Regions from separate parts of the Homo sapiens genome. Here region 2 is linked to region 1. Evidence: chromatin contacts called from ENCODE Hi-C or POLR2A ChIA-PET data. All regions are on one chromosome and are shown on one strand. The core of a region is the stretch at or near the end of the contact, and the rest is flanking DNA. Distances in the headings are between cores, read along the strand shown. Region 1 overlaps TSPAN18 (tetraspanin 18). Region 2 overlaps TSPAN18 (tetraspanin 18).

Region 1 (4,067 bases), core at 777-3,276:
TTCAGTCCCAGCCCCTCCACCAGCCAGATGTGACTCGGGCCAATCTTTCCCCAAGTGGACCTCAGTTTCTACATCTATACAGTGGTCTTACTAGTTCCTTTCCTGAGTCCCGGCCCAGGGTGGCTGGGCAGATAGAATGAGAAGACAGCGAATGTGAAGGCCACTGCAGAGCACACCAGCCTGCACTGCAGGCTGTAAAGCCCAATAACTGGGCCACTCGGTGAAGACTGACATTTACAACAGTGTGCCCAGACGCCCCACAGGATCCTCTGCCAGCAGAGAGATTCAATTATGGTCATTATGGTGCACTTAGGAAAACCAGGGAGCAGCTAATACATTTTAGAAAGATTGGCAACAACAGAGGTTGAATCAAAACGAGTTTTCTACTTAACCCTCAGTTAAACAGAAAATCCATTTAACCACAAGGCAACACCCTGTCTTCCCAGCCTCCAATCACTTTTATAAAAAAATCGTCTGCCACTTAGCTTTATATTTTTATCACCCTGAAAGCTGCCTTGGAATGAAAAATAAATTCATTGATGGAGAGAAAGATGTCATCGACCTCTATAGGTTAGCAGCCTGGAGCAACATCCTCAAGCCCTTGCTCCCTCCAGCGTGGCAAGAACACAATCCTTGTTTCCATCCCTGCCAAAGATGCTGGCGGACGCTGGAGAAAGCAGCCCCAGAGGCCCAAGAGGAGTGCAAATGTACACCTCCCACCCCCGCCACTAGAGGGAGCAAACCAAACCTTTGCAGTCACCGGAGGCTCCCAGAAGGAGGCTGGCAATGAAACGTGCCTGGAGAGGACCTATAGGGATTCGGTGACCTCCAAGTACGCTAAGCTGCAGAGCAGTCCAGAAGTGTGGGCAGGAACAGGAGCGATTCAAGTTAGGAAGAGTGTTCCCAACAAATGGGGAGAGGAACATATTAGCCAGATAGTTCTCCCTATTATTAAGTAAAGCAGCATTGACTACACACGTGCAAAAAGATACTCCAGGTACGGGGTTCCCAGATAAAATACAGGATGCCCAGTGAAGTGTGAATTTCAGATAAACAACAAATAATCTTTCAGTGATTCTTCCTAAATAGTACATGGAACAAATATTGCTTGGGGCAGATTTATGCTAAAAATTGAGTCATTGTCTATAGGAAGTCCAGATTTAGCTGGGCATCCTTTAATTTTATTTGCTGTACCTGGCGACCCCTCCCAGGAGGTATGCAGGTGACAGCAGACACTAGACACAGCTGAGTGTCCAACAGTAGGGGCCCTCCAGCCCTGTGATGCCCAGGAAGGAATCTCACAAACTGTAAGGCCAGGAGAGATGGGGAAAAAAAGCAGGAAGCCCAACTGAACGGACTTTCTGGTGTCAACTATTGAACACATGCCTGAGTGTGAACAAAAGCAGGAAACGAAGGAGGCTCTGGTCCTAAGAGAGGAAGTGAATGATTTCTTTTCCCTTCATTTTCCAAGCTCTGAATTGTTTTATTGTCTTAACAAGAACAGCCACACACACACAACCAAAGTGCTCAACTTTTCTTATCTTTTGAGATCAACCTGGTTGTTCTATCAGGTGGTGAGTCCTTCGAACTCAGGGAGTGGGAGTTTTTCATCTCTGAACCCCAGTGGATGCCTAGTGAATGGAGGAAAGAAAAAAAGAAGAAAGGGAGGGAAATAAGGAGGGAAGAAGGGAGGATGAAGGAGGCTCTGTCCATGCAAAAGCCAAGAGCTGGGAGGTCCCCAATTGCAAGGTGACTTCTGAGGACCACAGGGACCTCCAGGCAGAAGGAGCCAACTCTGTCACCCCAGGTCTCCTTGCTACCTCTCCTGAATAGAGAGGTTTTGAGGTCAGGAGCCTGGATGCTATCTGGACAGCAGTCAGCCCAAAGCCTGGCCCCAGGCCTGTGGGCCACCTGCCATCACTTCCTCTGCATTTACTAAGAGAAGCTGCCCAGCATGGGGACACACTGTGAGATGCAGGAATGAGCCTGTCTGAGGAGCTTCCCCCAGGGACAGAAAGCAGATACCACACCCCTGGGCTCTGCCCCCTCCTTCTCCCGTGGGACATGCCTGCCTGCCTCTTGGTTCAAGTTCAGTTTAAACAGATGTTCTGTTCCTAAGAAGCCCTGTCTTTGAAGTCCAGGAGAAAAATCTCAGCTCCAAAGGGACCTTTCCTACTGAAGAGACTCTCTGGGGAGTCTCGGCAGAAATAAAAAACAAAACCCCTGGATCCTTATCTCCTGGTATTTATGAGATTTTTAATTAGAACAGCTGCCTCCATGGGCTACACTGCTGAAAGGGAAAGGGAAGGAGAGAGAGGGGCTGAGGGTGGGAGTCCGACTGAGGAGCACAGGACCGGGAGGGAGGCAGCCTCGCAGGCTCCAAACTGCCTCTGAGATGAAGCTTTTAGTGCCCAGCTCTCCATAACCCCAAGCACGGGTACACAAATGGTGCTCAGAACCCTGGTGGCTTTTACGAACTGCAACCAAATACTTATTGACCCAGGGTTCCCAGGACGCCAGGGGTTCCCAGGCTGGTCTTGTGTCCATCCATTCCACCTGGAGACTACCTGGTCCTATTGCAGGACTCAGCTACAGGGTCTCCCCAACCTTCTGACCACCGTTCCATCCCATCCCCCCACAGCAACCCTCTTGGAAGCATCTTGCTATGGGCATGCCAAGAGCGGGGCAGTGGAAGCCGTCCTTCCAGGGAGCTGGCAACAAAGGGATGAACTGCCTGTAGGGAATTTTGAAACAAACCTAAAACCCACAAAAAGCTGACAGTTCTAAACAATGTCGGTGATAAAATGCTCTGCTTTGAGAAAAAAAAAATCTTTTAGTGATCTAAGTTCTAAACAATTGCTGCAGTCACTGGTGGGTTTGTTTTTTGTTTTTTGGGTTTTTTTTTGAGATGGAGTTTCACTCTTGTTGCCCAGGCTGGAGTGCAATGGCGCAATCTCAGCTCATCACAACCTCCGCCTCCCAGGTTCAAGCAATTCTCCTGTCTCAGGCTCCCTAGTAGCTGGGATTACAGGCATGTGCCACCACGCCCGGCTAATTTTATATTTTTAGTAGAGACGGGGTTTCTCCATGTTGGTCAGGCTGGTCTCGAACTCCCGACTTCAAGTGATCCACCTGCCTTGGCCTCCCAAAGTGCTGGGATTATAGGCATGAGCCACCGCGCCTGGCCAGTGAGTTTTAATAATGTGTATGTAAGCTTCAAATGAGCATATTTTTATTACTTAGGCTTTAAAACACATTGTGTTTGCATAGGTGTGAATTCAGAGAGCACCTACTTATTCAGTCAGAAGCCAACATGTGTGGATCCTGTGATACCTGTTCATTTGGAGAATAAGAACTCAAAATCGGGCTCAGTGCAGTGGCTCACGCCTGTAATCCCAGCACTTTGGGAGGCTGAGGCAGGTGGATCGCCTAGGTCAGAAGTTCGAGACCAGCCTGACCAACACGGAGAAACCCTGTTTCTACTAAAAATACAAAATTAGCTGGGCGTGGTGGCACATGTCTGTAATCCCAGCTACTAGGGAGGCTGAGGCAGGAGAATCACTTGAACCGGGGAGGCGGAAGTTGCAGTGAGCTGAGATGGCGCCATTGCACTCCAGCCAGGCAACAATAGCAAAATTCCATCTCAAAATAAATAAATAATCAATAAATAACAATGCAAAATAATACAGAAACTCCCAATACAGTGTATTACCTATCATGAATAAACTAGAGATTATTTAAAGTATACAGTATATAAGCAAATACTACTCCATTTTATATCAGGGACTTAAGCATTAATGCATTTTGCAAGTTTCTTCATGTATTGTTTTCTCTTTTGTCAAAATATCTATTAACGTAATTAAGAACTGTTGACCCGTTACCTTTTTACATTTTCCATGTCATAACGGTTGTTTACTGGCATGGTTATACATACAAAGTTCACAAAAATTTCAGTCTGTTTCTTTTCTGGCCATTATTCTAATTGATTTTATTTCATCATTATTATTGAAAATAATTTTGTTGTATAGAGGAAGCAAGTATACAAAAATCATGTGCTCTAGGTGTCA
Region 2 (4,067 bases), core at 522-3,021, 50 kb before region 1:
GTTCAAGTGATTCTCCTGCCTCAGCCTCCCAAGTAGCTGGGATTACAGGCATGCACCACAATGCCCAGCCTAATTTTTGTATTTTTAGTAGAGACGGGGTTTCTCCATGTTGGTCAGGCTGGTCTTGAACTCCTAATCTCAGGTGATCCGCCCACCTCAGCCTCCCAAAGTGCTGGGATTACAGGCGTAAGCCACCACGTCCGGCCCTTCTTTTAGCCTTGCCTGTTGCTGGAAAGCCTTCCTTTCTGCGATGGCCCCCTCACTTTGTGTGTGGTGTAAGAGTGTGGCCCCTATCTCCCACTATCTTTCCTCCAGCCTTGTAAGGTAGATCTTATCCTTGTTTCATTGTAATGATGGGAAATGCAGGCTGAGAGAGGAGAAGCTCCCAGCCTGAGGCCCACAGTCAGAAAGAGGACAGAGTGGGGACCCACACCCTGGTTTTCGAGGCTGCCTTGCCTTGCATGTCCTGTAAGGCCTGTAGACAGTAGACAGAGCGAGCATCCAACCCTAAACACACTCATGGAGAAACAAGCCCACCAGGGTCTCTGTTGTGAACTGGGGACGTCTGAGGATCCGTGAAATGGCCTTGTCTAAGAAAACAGGCCCTGGGTGTACAAAACCCAGCCAACCCCCGCTTCAACATTTCCATCAGGTTCAAATGCTGAGACGGCAACATCCCTGAAACCTGTAAGGAGATAGCTGCATGGCCCCTGACTCCTGTTTCCAGCTCGAGTCTGTCAGGAGACTTCACACAGGAGGGGTCCCGCTGGGATGCATCAAGTCAGGCAAGACCAGCCTTGTTCTAGGAGAGGTTCAGCCTCTGCTGGAGCCTGAGAGCCCACCAGTGAATCGGGGCGCACACTGCAGAAGGTGGCAGGACCCAGGGAGAAGCTTGAGAGCACTGGAGTCAGACTGACCGGGGCTCCCACCCAGGCTGCCCATTTCCTAATAATGTGAACTGAGCCATTTACTCAACCTGGTGGGGCCTCAGTCTTCTCATTTGTGAAATGGGGAAAAAGTCAGCCCTCCGTTCTTGGCTGCGCTGAGGTGATCTGCAAAAGCTCTCACACAGTTTCTGACACATGGAAGGTGCTGGATAAACATCAGGCTCTAACATGTTGCCTTCTACGTGTCCTTCAGTTTGGAGTCAAGAGAAGAGATCAAAAGGGAGCTCTGCCCTCCTTTGATATTCAGGAGTCAGCAGGAGCACTCAGGTCAGAACTCCTCCCCGAGTTCGGGGTGGTGGGGGGTGGTGGGAGGGGGCTCTGACCTAGCACCCTATAAAAGGAAGGTAAAGCTCCAGCACTGGCACAGCTTCATGCCCCTATTGTTGTCTGACCACACTGAACTGGGAGGATGGGTTTAGTGTCTGTGTCTAGGACCAGAGAAGGGTGTAGGGAGGACAAGGATGAGCTGATGTTGATTTTTACATTCTCAGCCCCAAGCGAAGCCTTTGGCTGGTGCCAGTCAACATCTGTAGCATGAGTGAATGAATGAATGAGAGCATCATCCCCGCAGAAGCATCAGACACACAGTCTCTCCTTTCTCCGGCTTCTCCCAAAATTGAACAATTATCTCAACAATAACAGCCACAATTAAAACCCAGCACTGGCCCTGTGAGCCAGGAAGCCCAGTGTGTTTACTCTGAAGGCCTCCGCGGCTGGGATGTGAGGAGCCGGCCTCTGGAATCCCAGGCACAGGCCCGTGGGCCCCTGGCTTTATCTCCCTGCTTTCTCCTTCCTCCCATTGTCCTGTCTGGCTTCCCACAGCCCTAGACAAGGCCCCAGCTTTGTTTGGAGGTCACAGGGTGGCCCTGACTGCCCCAGAGGTATTCGGTTAGGGCAGAATGGCCAATGCCCCTCCTAGGGAAGCATTCCTTTCTGAACTTTCCCAGTGACCCTCCCCCACACAGCTTGGTTTCCTCAAAGACATCAAGGCCACCACATCCCCTATCCCTGCCCCCAGCCCCAGTTGGGGGTGGGTGATCAGAGGCCCCCCAAAGAGGCCAACTGATTAGCTAAGGTAGAGGGCAGGCAAAAAATTAACAAGACAAATGAATAGCCAGGACCAATAAATTAAAATACTACATAGTGACAGCTAGGAGGGGTGTGGGGTGAGGGCAGGGTGCCAATCCATCCTTCCCTAGCGGAGGGGAAATTCAAAAGCACCAGAGGTTTCTGAAGACTGAGCTCAAGAAACAAATGATCCCTCAAAGGCCTGAACTCCAAACCCTCAATGATGGTAGCGAGGCAGGCTTTATGTTGAGGGAAGACCCCGACAGCAGGAGGTGGAGCTGGGGGCGGTCATGACCAAGCCTTGCTTTTTAGCCGATTCCCAGCGACTGGCTACAGCACGGGACTCTAGTACCTCTTTCCAGAGACAGACAAGAAATAAGCTCCATAAATCCTGGTTTTCCGGTATGAGTGGTGCCCAGTTCCGAGAGGGGGGCCTCTTTCATATTCTCTTCCTCCCTCCACCAGCTACTCGACTCAAATGAGCTTCTCTGATTGTCTCAGAGGGTGATGGGAAATGCTGATGACAAAAACATGATGATATCAGTTCTATTCATTTTGCCTTAAACCTAAGCCAGGACCTTTACTTTTGATAGCAGCAGGAGACAAATAGGGGCAGGTCCCCGGTGAAACCTCACCTCCAAGCTGAAGACAGTTTAAAGCCTGAAAGCCAAGCTACAAGTCAAATCCATGGACCAGATTGAGAACCTGTCTTCCAGTCTGGTGTGCTTTCCTCTGATTGATCCCCACCCTTAACCTATTCTACACTTACCTACCCTTTCCTAATTGGTTTTCTACACTGTTGTGCCCACCTTTGAGTGGTGTCTTTACTTTAACCTTTTTTGCATACTCCTAAATCAATTGGCATGCACTCACCATTGTGAGTCCATAAAAAGCCCTGGACCCAGCCACACTAGGAGAGAAACCACCCGACTTCGGGGGAGAGAAAGCCCCCCGCTGCATCGCCTCTCCACTAGAGCTGTTCCATTGTTCAATAAAATTCTTCTCCACCCATCCTCACCCTTTGAATTGTCAGCATATCCTCATTCTTCTTGGACACAGGACAAGAGTTCCAGAACCACCAAATGTGGGTACAAGCTATAACGCAAGCAGGCCGAGTGGGCAGGGTGCCTCTAGTGGTAGGCCTGGGGCTGAGCAAGGCCTGGGCAGTGGGGGGGCGTTGCCGGCCGTGGAGGTCCCTGATTGGCAAAGTGGCTGAGAAAAATTCTGTGTCACTTTCCAATGTTGTAATGAATGAAGTGATGACCTGGATAGTAACATCAGCAGCTCACATTCACTGGGGGCTGACTATAGGCCAGAAGTGTCTTGCTGATCCTCATTGCAAGTCAGGGAGAATTTGTACAAGGACTCAGAAAGTCTAAGAAACCTGCCCAATGTTACACAGCTGGTGGGAGAATCAACTCAGCTCCACCTACATGTGAGACCCTCAGTCCCTTTAATTCCCTTAACTTGGTTTAGCAGGACTTATATTATACAATTGGAGAAAGTGAAGCCCAGGTCAATGATTTATGTCATTTGTCCTCAGAAGCAGGGTCCTGGTCTTCATTTGGGGTCTGACATTTTCCCAGAGTTAGCCTGTGTCTCCTCAGCCTTTGGGGAAGGACAGCTGAAGGGGGTTGTAATTCCAGAAGGGTGGCTGTCCTCCAAACACTGGGATGCTCCCTTTAGGGCTGTGGCTGGGAAGGGCTAGCCAGCCAGGAACTACATTTTGCAGCCTCCTTTGCACCTATGTGGTCATGTGACTCATTCTCACCAATGATAGTGGAAGTGACGCCCAAGTCACTTCCACTATCATTGGTGAGAATGTGATGAGAAAATAAGTGAGCCCTCTTTACTCCTTCCTTCTTCCATAATGACCTTGGAAGCCACATGTTGAAAATGGAAGAAACCTGGGACCCAAAATACTGTGTGGACAGCCACCCACCACTTTCACTGGATTGTCGCTGAGTGAGAAATTAATGTGTATTGTATTAAGCCACTGAGATTCTGGGTTTACCTCTTGCAGCATCTGGCACTGCCTTAACCCATTACTAG

The links. A loop is a pair of places that touch in the nucleus more often than their neighbours do. ChIA-PET counts read pairs that join two places held with the same protein, here RNA polymerase II (POLR2A). Pooled maps may share reads with other maps.
Region 2: a map of endothelial cell of umbilical vein shows a loop between it and region 1 (4-fold over the local background). The contact joins two enhancer-like sites. A Hi-C loop is called at or near these places in 9 of 168 maps with a recorded cell type or tissue (Right ventricle myocardium inferior, endothelial cell of hepatic sinusoid, endothelial cell of umbilical vein and 3 more) and 5 of 50 pooled maps. POLR2A ChIA-PET finds 5 or more read pairs at or near these places in 1 of 52 experiments (WTC11).

Annotation. Positions count from the first base shown.
Region 1 is chr11:44,772,255-44,776,321 of GRCh38, reverse strand. All of the region lies in intron 2 of TSPAN18 (tetraspanin 18), which reads right to left. Among named protein-coding and RNA genes, the nearest start is that of TSPAN18-AS1, 38 kb to the right of the region's middle. RefSeq lists an enhancer at 1,410-2,184. Within about 2 kb of position 2,026, at least 9 of the 41 ENCODE cell types and tissues checked have a DNase peak (open chromatin) inside an H3K27ac peak, as active enhancers do; they include endothelial cell of umbilical vein, where a contact is called at or near this core.
Region 2 is chr11:44,822,280-44,826,346 of GRCh38, reverse strand. All of the region lies in intron 2 of TSPAN18 (tetraspanin 18), which reads right to left. Among named protein-coding and RNA genes, the nearest start is that of TSPAN18-AS1, 88 kb to the right of the region's middle. RefSeq lists enhancers at 1,092-1,957, 1,958-2,822, 2,823-3,688 and a silencer at 2,055-2,349. Within about 2 kb of position 1,771, at least 2 of the 41 ENCODE cell types and tissues checked have a DNase peak (open chromatin) inside an H3K27ac peak, as active enhancers do; they include endothelial cell of umbilical vein, where a contact is called at or near this core.